Linked DNA regions of Homo sapiens: all the other regions are linked to region 1. A link is a contact called in ENCODE Hi-C or POLR2A ChIA-PET data. All regions are on one chromosome and are shown on one strand. Each heading gives the region's core, a stretch centred on a gene start or an enhancer-like site at or near the end of the contact. The rest is flanking DNA. Distances are from core to core; before and after follow the strand shown.

Region 1 (4,012 bases), core at 927-3,426:
GGAAGATAACACAGGGGAAAAGCTTAATGACATTGGGTTTGGCAATTATTATTTGGATATTGACATGAAAAGCACAGGCAACAAGTGCAAAAATTAGACAAATGGGACTACAGCGAACTTACAAACTTACATGCAGCAAAGGAAATAATCTAAGAGTGAAAAGGCAACCTTAAAAAGTTTCTCAAGAGAACTTGACAAAAATCCAGAATATATTAATATAATGAAGTCTTACAACTCAATAATAAAAAAAAAAAAATCCAATTTAAAAATGGGCAAAGAACTTGACAGACATTTCTCCAAAGAAGAGATACAAATGACCGACAAACATATGAAAAGATCCTCAACATCAATAACCATCAGGGAAAGGGAAATTAAAACCAGAATAGTATCACCTCATACCTATTAGGATGACCACTGTTAAAAAATTAATTAATTAAAAATAAATAAATAAATAAAAATAATAAGTGTTGGTAAGGATGTAGAGTACTTGGAGTCTCTGTACACTGTTGGTGGGAATGTAAAATAGTGCAGCTGCTATGGAAAACAGTAGGGAAGTTCCTCAAAAAATTAAAAATAGAATTACCATATGACCTAGCAATCCCACTTCTGGGTATATATCCAAAAGAATTCAAAACAAGATTTCAAAGAGATATTCACACGCTCATGTTCATTGCAGTATTGGTCACAATAGCCAACAACCTAAATGTCCACCAACAGATGAATAAAGAAAATTTGGTATATTCACACAATGGATATTATTCAGCCTTAAAAAAGAAGGTAGGCCAGGCGTGGTGGCTCATGTCTGTAATCCCAGCACTTTGGGAGGCTGAGACAGGTGGATCACTTGAGGTCAGGAGTTTGAGACCAGCCTGACCAACATGGTGAATCCCTGTCTCTACTAAAAATACAAAAATTAGCCAGCGTGATGCCAGGCACCTGTGGTCCCAGCTAGTCAGGAGGCTGAGGCAGAATAATTGCTTGAACCTGGGAGGCTGGAGGTTGCAGTGAGCCGAGATGGCGCCATTGCACTCCAGCCTGGGCAACAAAGCTACACTCCATCTGAAAAAGAAAAAAAAGAAAAAAAAAATAAGGAAATAGGGCCGGGCGTGGTGGCTCACGCCTGTAATCCCAGCACTTTGGGAGGCCAAGGCAGGTGGATCACCTGTGATCAGGAGTTCGAGACAAGTGAAACCCCATCTCTACTAAAAATACAAAAACTTAGCTGGGCGTGGTGGCGGGTGCCTGTCCCAGCTACTCGGGAGGCTGAGGCAGGAGAATAGCTTGAACCGGGGAGGCGGAGGTTGCAATAAGCCGAGATCGTGCCACTGCACTCTAGCCTGGGCAACAGAGTGAAACTCTGTCTGAAAAAAAAAAAAAAAAAAGAAAAGAAGGAAATCCTATCATATGCTACAACACAGATGAACTCTGAGGACACTGTGTTAAGTGAAACGAACCAGCCACAAAAAGAAAAATATTGCATGATTCCACTTATGTGAAGTATCAAAAATAGTCAAACTCTTAGAAATGGGAAGTAGAATGGTGCTACTAGTAGAATGGGGAAGAGAGAAAAGGTGAGTTATTCAAGGGGTACAGAGTTTCAGTTTTGCAAGATGAAGAAGTTCTAGAGATCTGTTTCACAACAATATATATACCGTTAACACTACTGTACTGTATCTTTAAAAATTGTTTTAAAAAGAGAGAGAGAGGGCCGGGCGCGGTGGCTCACGCCTGTAATCCCAGCACTTTGGGAGGCCGAGGCGGGTGGATCATGAGGTCAGGAGATCGAGACCATCCTGGCTAACAAGGTGAAACCCCGTCTCTACTAAAAATACAAAAAATTAGCCGGGCGCGGTGGCGGGCGCCTGTAGTCCCAGCTACTCGGGAGGCTGAGGCAGGAGAATGGCGTGAACCCGGGAGGCGGAGCTTGCAGTGAGCCGAGATTGCGCCACTGCAGTCCGCAGTCCGGCCTGGGCGACAGAGCGAGACTCCGTCTCAAAAAAAAAAAAAAAAAAAAAAAAGAGAGAGAGAGAGAAAACAGACAGACATACAGAGAAGATAGCAATATGAAGATGGGGTCATCGACTGAAATGTTGTTACACAGCACATTGCTGTACTTCATTCTGGCAGCCCTAGGAAAGTAACACAAGGGCCCACAGAAGAAAGCTTGCAAGTGAGTGCAGGCTCCTTTTGTGACTGGGGCTTCCCGTTATTCTGAAATGTTACATTAGCCCACATTCAGCCTTTAAGAATTCATTACAGTTTTAGCTGCTTTCTTCTTACCTACCTTTACGGTGCCTTCTCTTCCTCCTATGCTCTGCCAAAGGTAACACAGTTTCTGTGTCCTGTCTCTCTTCAAAAGGGCTTGCCTCTCTTTGGAATTTCAGTTCATCTGATTGCCTTGTGACCTCAACTCTCTGATGAGCTCAAGAAGCATCATGACTTTGTGGATTATCAAGATTTTTCTCATTGTTATGATGGGAACAATGTTCTCTTGCAACATTCTACATCCTAAACAGAAGCAAAATTTTCAGCATTTCCTGAAAGATGATTCCAAGGGTTATTAATAGATTTTATGAGCGAAAAAGAATTGTGATTACACGTTTGGAACGTGTTAAGATACACTATAAACTTTCAAAAAAGACTGCAACATTTTCCAAACATGTCATTACAGAACCCTTTTGGCTTACAAAATCTCTTGCAGTTGTGTCAGACATTCTGTGTACCATAGTTTAGGAGATAATGAGTTAAACGCCTAGACATGTTTTTTTTGTCCTCACTATATGGCAAAATTAGTGTCAGCAAACCAGTTGGGGGATATTTTCTTTCTGCCACTTCACCACTTTGACTGAAAATAAGATCTTTCTGTTTCTACATCACTTATGCTGGAAGATACGGTGACCTTTGCATTACTTCTGTCTCTTCTCAGGTTTTCTCCCGTTACTCATCAAATGCCAAAATGAGGAGATACTTGACTTCTTAAAAAATGAACATAAAGTTCCATCAAATAAATAAAATATGTAAAGTAAATTCAATAAACATATTTTAAATTAGTTAGGATAATGTATACTTACACATTAAATATAACAACACAAATTTAATCAGCAACATGTTATACATAATGCTTTTGGTAAAATACTTTCCCTTTGAGTTGTCCATTTTAATGGTTCTGTGGTGTTCTTAATGTTTCTCCTCATTTCCTTTCCTTGAAATACGTGGAACATAAATGGTTTTTTTAAAACATACATATTTCCATTATTTCCCTAAGTCTATGGTTCATTTAGTTTTCCTCTTTCAACCCTGAAAAAAATGGTGTGGGACAGATGTGACTTCAAATGTAATATTTATCTCTAAGTAAAAGATAGAAAAGAGAAAGCTTTCTAAGAAAGAAGAAAAAAATCAAATAAGAACTAGCACATTTTGCAAGTGGAACACCATTTAGCTAAATATTCTTATCTTTTGCCTCAAAAATACCAGCTTTGTTTAGTGAGGTACTGCAGAGTTTACTGAAAGGCCTGTAGTCCGTCGCCACGTTCCCTGCTTTATCTCTGGCCTGCAGACATGGCAATAATTCTCAGACTCAGTTTTAAAAGACAAAAAAAAAAAAAGACAGAATTAGGAAACTATACATACCATGAACAGAAAGACATGTACTGTACAATATCTATTAATTGTATGCACACAGAGAGAGAGAGAGAGAGTAGCTCTTATTTTGGTTACTGTATTGGTGAAAAATTTCTTGAAGTCTAATTCATCTAACTCCCAATCTTCCTACCCTGTTTAGTTGTGACTACATAAGAACCTGTTTCTTTTTCTTTTCTTTTCTTTTTTTTTTTTTTTGAGACGGAGTCTCACTGTGTTGCCCAGACTGGAGTGCAGTGGCACGGTCTCAGCTCATTGCAACCTCCGCCTCCTGGGTTCAAGAGATTCTCCCACCTCAGTCTCCCGAGTAGCTGGGATTACAGGCATGTGCCACCACACCTGGCTGATTTTTGTATTATTAGTAGAGACAGGG
Region 2 (4,012 bases), core at 414-2,913, 45 kb after region 1:
ACTCCGTCTCAAAAAATAAAAATTAAAAAAAAAAAAAGATGTTGAGGCAGGAGTATAGGGCCTGAAGGCAGGGAACCTAAAGACTTTCTAGAACTAAATCAAATGGAAACACTTCAGCTATGACAGGAAATATTCTCTTCATTTACATAGGGTGTACACTGAGTAAATGACTTCGTAACTTCACTTCGTCCTCTTCATTTACATAGGGCGTACACCCAGTAACCAATGGGAAACCTCTAGAGGGTATTGAAACCCCAGAAAATTCTGTAACAAGGTCCCTTGGGCCTCTTTCTTGGGCCCACTCCCACCGTGTGGAGTGTCTTTTCGTTTTCAATAAATATTCGCTTCTGTTGCTTTGTTTTTCCCTTGCTTTGTGTGTTTCGTCCAATTCTTTGTTCAAAACGCCAAGAACCTGGACAACTTGCAGTCCAGACCCTCCTCTAGTAACAATGTTATATAAGTATTTGGTTGATGTTAGAGTAATCACTGGATGGGTTCTTCCTGCCTGCTGCACAAACAAAATCAATTCAGGAAGACCACAGCATTGCAGTAAGGAAAGAGTTTAATTGATGTGAGGCTGGCCACGCCACATGGGACATGGAGTTATTACTCAAATCAATCTCATCGAAGGCTAGTAGGTTAGGGGTTTTTCAAAGGTGGTTTGGTGGGCAGGGGCTAGGGTATGGAAAATGCTGACTGGTTGGGTTGGAGATGAAATCATAGGGGTTGAAGCTATCCTCTTGTACTGAGTTGCTTGTGGGTGGGGCCACAGGAGCTGTTGACTGGTCCAGGTGGAGCCATCAGTGTCAGGCAAACGTGAAAAAATATCTCAAAAGGCCAAACTTAGGTTCTACAATAGTAATGTTACCTGCAGGAGTAAATGGGGAAGTTGTCTATCTGGTGGCTTCCGGAATAATGGCTGGCAATGGTCTATGTTTACACCTTAGCAGAGAGAATTCACACTCCTCTGTCCTCCTAGCCTGGTGGTCTCTCGGTTAGCTTTACAAAGGCAGTTGAGTTTTGGGGAAGGGCTATTATCATTTAAACTATAAACCAAATGTCTCCCAAAGTTAACTTGGCCTAAGCTCAGGAATAATTAAGGGCAGCTAAAGGCAAGATGGGGTTGGTTAAATCAGATCTCTTTGACTGCCATAATTTTCTCACTGTTAGAATTTTTGCAAAGGCTGTTTCATTAGTACCCTACTCATTTAGGTGAAATGAACAATGTGTATTTTATGTGTTCCAGATGTGTATCAATATCACATAACTGTCAGGGAGGGCCCCAGGTATCTGTCCCTGTTCAGAAAGATCATGAAGATGAATACCGCGATGAGGACAGCTTGCCCGTCTCAGCGAACTCAGAACTTGTCCTCAGTAGCCAGCCCCTATGGGCCAAGGGGTTACAAACTTCGACTTGCCGGCAATTACAGCTGTTTTCCATCATTCTCCTTGCTGTACCTTCTGGTGGGAGCAGCATGGGAGTTAATAAAGGGAAAGCGACAAGCGTCTGTAGAGCGCCGGGTGGGGTCTCGGGAGAGGAGGGCTGGGTGGGAAGAGGCGCGGCGGGAGGCGGCGCCCCGGCTCGCATTGGCCCAGCCGGCGTCCCTCCTCTGGAGGAGGCCGGGCGCGCCCGGAAAAGTGGTTTGCCTGACGGCGAGAGGCAGAGGTGCCCTCGGTGATAGAGGAAACATGGCCGAGTATACGCGGCTGCACAACGCCTTGGCGCTAATCCGCCTCCGAAACCCGCCGGTCAACGCGATCAGGTAACGGGCTCGGTCGCCTCCAGCCCGGGGACCGTGCGGGCCTTAGCCGCCCTCTGGCTCCGGAGGCTTTGACTCTCCCCCGTCGGTTTAAACCGAGAAGGACACTCAAGAGTTGAGCAACTGGTACATGCCAGGAACTTTTTTTTTCTTTTCTTTCTTTCTTTTTCTTTTCTTTTTTTTTTTTTTTAACCTAGATTAGCTTGGTTAATCTTCGCAGGGAACTCTCGTCCCCGTTTTACTGATAAGGAAACTGAGGCTGAGGCTGAGACAGATCAACACTTAGGGAGTTGGCCTCGACCTGTCCTTCATGCGGAGCCCTCCTGCTTACTTGCAACTTTGGCTTTGCAGGCCGACTTTTTATTTTTCTTTTTTTTTTTTAATTATACTTTAAGTTTTAGGGTACATGTGCACAACGTGCAGGTTAGTTACATATGTATACATGTGCCATGTTGGTGTGCTGCACCCATTAACTCGTCATTTAATATTAGGTATATCTCCTAATGCTATCCCTCCCCCCTCCCCCCACCCCACAACAGGTCCCAGTGTGCAGGCCGACTTTCTAATCCAAAGGTCTTAACTTAGTTTGATGTTGGACTTTGATCCAGCCTCACTCCCCTTCTTTGAGTCCAGGCTGTCCTTACAATGTTTGGCTAAAGGCTTTAGGAATAGGGCAATCACTGGCATTAGTGGGACTTTTTTTTTTTTTTTTTTTAATGTTAAAAGTCCCACTAATGCCAGCTCAGTGATTAAAGCAGAATTTTGCCCTGGCCCGGAAACGCAAAATTATTTCTCCTGATTTGTTTAAACCTCAGGACTTTGGTGCTTCCAAGGAAGACTCACATCAGACTAAGCCTATGCAATAGCATTTTCTGAAAAATTGCACCTTATCTTCTTTTTCTCACTGGGGAGTATTTGCCTTGTGTGGTGCACTTTAAACATTAAAAAGTGAGATCAATGTTGCCTTTTTGAAAAGTAATGATTATTTGGTTTGGTCCTTCTACATCTCTTAAAAAAATAATTATATGTCAGCCTTGAAAAAGAATTACCTATCCACAGGGAATAAGATTAGTGGAAATTATAATTTATCAAGAATATATAAAGCATAGAGAGAAAGGTCTTTGGTCAAAATTCTTATAACATGCTGCTGAAGCAAAGAGACTGAAATGAGAAGACCTGCTAATTTTAATAGAATTTAAAAATCCTACTGTCATTGGATTTGATTTATCATTAGTATTAATATTAATTCATTATGAATTATTGCATTTAATAATGTCAAAAAATGCAGGACTAAAATCACATAAGGATGACATGTCTACTAACTTGCCATTCCCAGAATAAAAAGCAAAATATCTGTTATATTGGTTTTGACAAAGAAAAATGTAAGTAATATGATTACATGTCAATTTTGGACTGGTCTATATACTGATTAGAATTGCTAGATATTAGGACCTTAGGGGGAAAAGTTCCATACTCTAATACCCATGACTAGGAATATTTTCTGACAACTGTTTTTTTTTTTTCTTTTTTTTTTAAGCTCATTTGCTTGTTTTGAGACGGAGTCTTGCTCTGTCGCCAGGCTGGAGTGCAGTGGCGTGATCTCAGCTCACTGCAACCTCTGCCTCCCGGGTTCAAGTGATTCCCCTGCCTCAGCCTCCCGAGTAGCTGGGACTACAGGTGCGTGCCACCACGCCCAGCTAATTTTTTGTATTTTAGTAGAGACGGGGTTTCACCATGTTGGCCAGGATGGTCTCAATCTCCTGACCTCGTGATCCACCTGCCTCGGCCTCCCAAAGTGCTGGGATTACAGGCATGAGCCACGTGCCCAGCCTCTGACAATTGCTTTTAATATTTCTGGAATTTAACCTGCTCTCCTTGCCCACCCATGCAACCACCTGTGCCACCCCCATCCTCTTTGCAGGAGAAATGTTAGGGCCTACCTCATAAAGTTGTGAAGTTTAAATCAGCTGGAAATTATGAAGTGGCATTTAATAGATGTTAGTTATTCCTATTAGTCAGAAGACCTGTTCAAGCCCCAAAAACAGGCCCTGCTACTCAGGACCCACTTCAGTTTCATCAAGAAGATATTCTCCACTTGGGAATAAGTACTTCTCTGCCCTTTTTTGTCTGTCTTCTGAACTTTTTTAGGTAGAAATGGACATCCTAGGAGTTCCTCAAGTTTAACAGATTCCTCAATTTTTTTCTTACACTTTTTCTTTCCTCCCTTTCTTCCTTTTCCCCTTCCTATTTCT
Region 3 (4,012 bases), core at 1,046-3,545, 33 kb before region 1:
TCGAGACTAGCCTGGCCAACATGGTGAAACACCGTCTCTACTAAAAATACAAAAATTAGCCACGTGTGGTGGCACTCACCTGTAATCCCAGCTACTCGGGAGGCTGAGGCAGGAGAATTGCTTGAACCCAGGAGGCGGATTGCAGTGAGCCGAGATGGCACCACTGGACTCCAGCCTGGGTGACAGAGCGAGACTTCATCTCAAAGAAAAAAAGAAAAAAAAAAAAAGAAAATCCATTGTTTCAGCAACATGTTAAAGAAAACTACTCTTTTTTCATTGAACTGACTCACCACCTGATCAAAAATCAATTGACCTTATATGTGTGAATCTATTTCTGATTTCCCTATTCTGTTCCACCGACAAATCTGCCTGTCCTCAAGGCAATATCACACTGTCTTGATTATTGTTTCAGAGTTAAGTGTTCAAGTCACGTATTATAAGTCATTTACCTTTTTGTTACTTTTCAAGATTGTTTTAGCTATTGTATATCTTTTGTATTTTCACAAAAAATTTAGAAATAGCTTGTCAATTTCGTCAATATTGCCTGCTGAAATTTTGATTGGGAATGCATTAGATCTACAGACTGATTTAGGGAGAAATGGCACCTTAACAATTTATATCCATGATCATGGTATATATATATTGCACTTTCTATTTCTGAGTTGTTAAGTTTTTCTCAGCAATGTTTTACAGTCTTGAGTATAGAGGTGTTGTGCTCTTTTGAAAGATTTATTCCTGTGTGTTAGGTATTTTTTCTTATTTTCTTTCTTTCTTTTTGAGACAGGGTCTCACTCTGTCACCCAGACTGGAGTGCAGTGGCATGACCATAGCTCACTACAACCTCCACCTCCTGGGCTCAAGCGATCCTCTCACCTCACCCTCCTGAGTAGCTGAGACTACAGGTGCGTGCCTCTATGCTGGGCTAATTTTTGTATTTTTTGTAGACACAGCGTTTTGTCATGTTGCTTAGGATGGTCTTGAACTCCTGAGCTCAGGCAATCCATCTGCCTCAGCCTCCCAAAGTGCTAGGTTTATAGGCATGGGCCACCACACCCAGCCTCTTTTTCTTTCTATTTTTTTCATATTTTTAATTTTTTTAAATGGATATGAAGTCTTGCTATGTTGCCCAGGCTGGTCTTTAACTCCTGGCCTCAAGTGATCCTCCGGGCTCAGCCTCTCAAAATGTTGGGATTACAGGCTTGAGCCCACTGTGCCCAGCCAGATATTTTTAATGGTGATATTTTCACCTATTTTAGCTGTTGTTTCTAGTATGATTTTTATGTTGACTCTAACCTGTGGCCTTACTAAGTTCATTAATTAGTTCAAGTTTTTTTTATAGATTGTATAAGGTTTTTTATGCATACAATCATGTCATCTGTTAATGACAGTTTTATTTCTTTTCTGCACTTTAGGTCTTTTAATTTCTTTTTCCTTTTTTGTTTTTGCCTTATCATACTAGCCCTATACTAAGTATCTAATATACATCATCTCATCTTTACAACAATCCAATGTTATTCCAATTTAACAAATAAGAAAATGTGGCTCAGAAAGGTTCAGTAACTTGTCCAATCAAGATTGCACAGCTATTAGTAGATCTAGAATTCAAACCCAGGTAGTCTTATTCCATACCTGTATGTACGACTACTAGACTAGCTTATAAATTTGGAAAACTCAAGGGCACAAGAACAAAAAATGTTATCAAATTAAAAATAGGAAAAAAATTCCATTACTGGCAAAGAATATGAAGAGTTCACAGAAGAAAAAGGCATTTATTTTAAATATGAAAAGATGCTCAACCCCTCTCATAATGAAAGAAATACAAATTAAAACTATGATAAAATGGTATAGCTGCTATGGAAAACGTATGGTGGTTCCTCAAAAAATTAAAAATAGAATTACCATATGATCCAACAATCCCATTGCTGGGTATATAGCCAAAAGAACTGAAAGCAGGACCTCAAAGAGATATCTGCACATCCATGTTCACAGAGGCCTTATTCGCAATAGCCAAGAGGTAGAAGCAACCCAAATATCTATTGATGAATGAATGGATAAACAGGACATGGCATATACATACAATGGGATATTGTTCACCTTACAAATGAAGGAAATCCTGCCATATACTACATCACGGATAAGCCTTGAGGACATTAGGCTAAGTGAAATAAGCCAGCCACAAAAGGATAATTACTGTGTGATTCCACTTACATGAGATAGCTACTAGTCATTCATTGAAACAGAAAGTAGAATGGTAGTTGCTAGGAGTTAGCAGGAGGAGGAAGTGGAGAGTTGTTATTTAATGAGTATAGAATTTCAGTTTCACAAGACAGAAGTGTCCTGGAAATCTGTTGCACAAGAACGTGAATATACTTAACACTACCGAACTGTACACTTAAAAATGGTTACCTATGTTATAGGATTTTTAACCACAATTAAAAATGAAAATTAGTTTTTAAAACTTCAACACAAATTTTATTGTAAATTCTAAAAAACAAACACTATGCTGAAACCATTATTTAACCTATCAAACTGGCAAAAATCCAAAAGTCTGATGATTCTGTTGGCAAGGATATGAGAAACAGTACTCTTATAATGGGGGGGGGGAGTACACATTGGTACAATCCCTAAAGAAGGCAGTTAGGCAATATTTATGATACCTTTTGATCCAGTAATTCTACTTTGGGGAATTTAGTCATATGGATATACTGTATGCATGTATAAAATGATACATGTACAAGGCTATGAACTTCAGCATTGTTTACAATAGGAAGACACTGGAAACAACCAAAATGTCTATCAACAGGTGACTGGTTATATAAATTACAGTACATCCGTACAATGGATTAGTAGGCAGCTATTTAAAAATGAGGACACTCTCTATGTACTTACATGGAAAGAGATTCAACATATATTACAACTGAAAACATTTAGAACATTACGTATAATGTTATGTGTAAAAAGGAGGGAAATAAGAATCTATTTATACTTTTATATTTCCTTACTACATATATCAAGAAACTCTGGAAAGATACATGGAAAAATAATAGCCGTGGTTTGGGGACCCTGAATGGGAGCTGAATGGATGGAGAACTGGCTGGAGTGGGAAGTTGATATGTTTTGGTCTTGGAAATGTGAATATATCATCTATTCAAAAAATTCCTATGGTTGGAAATAAATTTTAATGACACCAGTTGTCATACAACGATTTACCAAGTGTCTACTACATGTCAAGCAGGCACTATCCTAGGCACTGACAATATGGCCCTGAACAAGACAAAGTTCTTACATTCTAGAGGGAAAGACCAAATATATATCCTACATAACACAACACACACACACATACACACACAGGCATACATATATGTACACACATTTTTTAATTTATAAAATAAATACTGCCAGGTGGCTACTTAAAAAAAAAGAAAAGAAAAGAAAAGGCCAGGCGCAGTGGTTCACGCCTGTAATCCCAGCACTTTGGGAGGCCAAGGCAGGCAGATCACCTGAGGTCGGGAGTTCGAGACCAGCCTGACCAACATGGAGAAACCCCATCTCCTTACTAAAAATACAAAATTAGCTGGGCATGGTGGCGCATGTCTGTAATCCCAGCTACTGGGGAGGCTGAGGCAGGAGAATCGCTTGAACCCGGGAGGCAGAGGTTGCAGTGAGCCGAGATCCCACCATTGCACTCCAGCCTGGGCAACAAGAGTGAAACTCCGTCTCAAAAAAAAAAAAAAAAAAGGTAAATTAGGTTAAAAGAAAAAAAGTGTTATGGTGGAAGTGGAGTAGGGTGCCATTTTAGTTAGGGTAGTCTGGGAAGGCCTCTCTGAGGAGGAGCTATTTGAATAGAGACCCGAATGAAGGCTGGGAAGAAACAATGAGGGGGAAGAGCTTTCTAGGCAGCAGCTGCCCTAAGGCAAGAGCAGGTCTGATGTGTTCAAGAGAAAGCAAAACACCTTTGTAGCTAGAGCAACCTGAGTGAGAACAATGGCAGGCAATGATGTAAAACACATGC

The links. Hi-C counts contacts between places; a loop is a spot of excess contacts on that map. ChIA-PET counts read pairs that join two places held with the same protein, here RNA polymerase II (POLR2A). Pooled maps may share reads with other maps.
Region 2: a loop to region 1 is called in a pooled map, with 2.2 times the contacts of the local background. The contact joins the promoter of EHHADH here to the enhancer-like site in region 1. A Hi-C loop is called at or near these places in 3 of 50 pooled maps. POLR2A ChIA-PET finds 5 or more read pairs at or near these places in 2 of 52 experiments (HepG2 and WTC11).
Region 3: a loop to region 1 is called in a map with no recorded cell type, with 5 times the contacts of the local background. The contact joins two enhancer-like sites. A Hi-C loop is called at or near these places in 4 of 168 maps with a recorded cell type or tissue (CD14-positive monocyte, PC-3, PC-9 and 1 more), 4 of 37 single-sample maps with no recorded cell type and 12 of 50 pooled maps. POLR2A ChIA-PET finds 5 or more read pairs at or near these places in 4 of 52 experiments (A549, BJ, HepG2 and 1 more).

The regions. Positions count from the first base shown.
Region 1 is chr3:185,297,560-185,301,571 of GRCh38, reverse strand. It overlaps a transcript of MAP3K13 not described here. Among named protein-coding and RNA genes, the nearest start is that of EHHADH, 46 kb to the right of the region's middle. Within about 2 kb of position 2,176, at least 4 of the 41 ENCODE cell types and tissues checked have a DNase peak (open chromatin) inside an H3K27ac peak, as active enhancers do; they include CD14-positive monocyte, where a contact is called at or near this core.
Region 2 is chr3:185,251,700-185,255,711 of GRCh38, reverse strand. It overlaps EHHADH (enoyl-CoA hydratase and 3-hydroxyacyl CoA dehydrogenase), which reads left to right and starts at 1,663. Exons shown (of 7, transcript NM_001966.4): 1 at 1,663-1,763. The coding sequence starts at 1,690. It overlaps MIR5588 (microRNA 5588), which reads left to right and starts at 2,440; the gene lies at 2,440-2,502.
Region 3 is chr3:185,330,819-185,334,830 of GRCh38, reverse strand. It overlaps a transcript of MAP3K13 not described here. Among named protein-coding and RNA genes, the nearest start is that of MAP3K13, 30 kb to the left of the region's middle. RefSeq lists an enhancer at 2,146-2,205. Within about 2 kb of position 2,295, at least 5 of the 41 ENCODE cell types and tissues checked have a DNase peak (open chromatin) inside an H3K27ac peak, as active enhancers do; they include CD14-positive monocyte, where a contact is called at or near this core.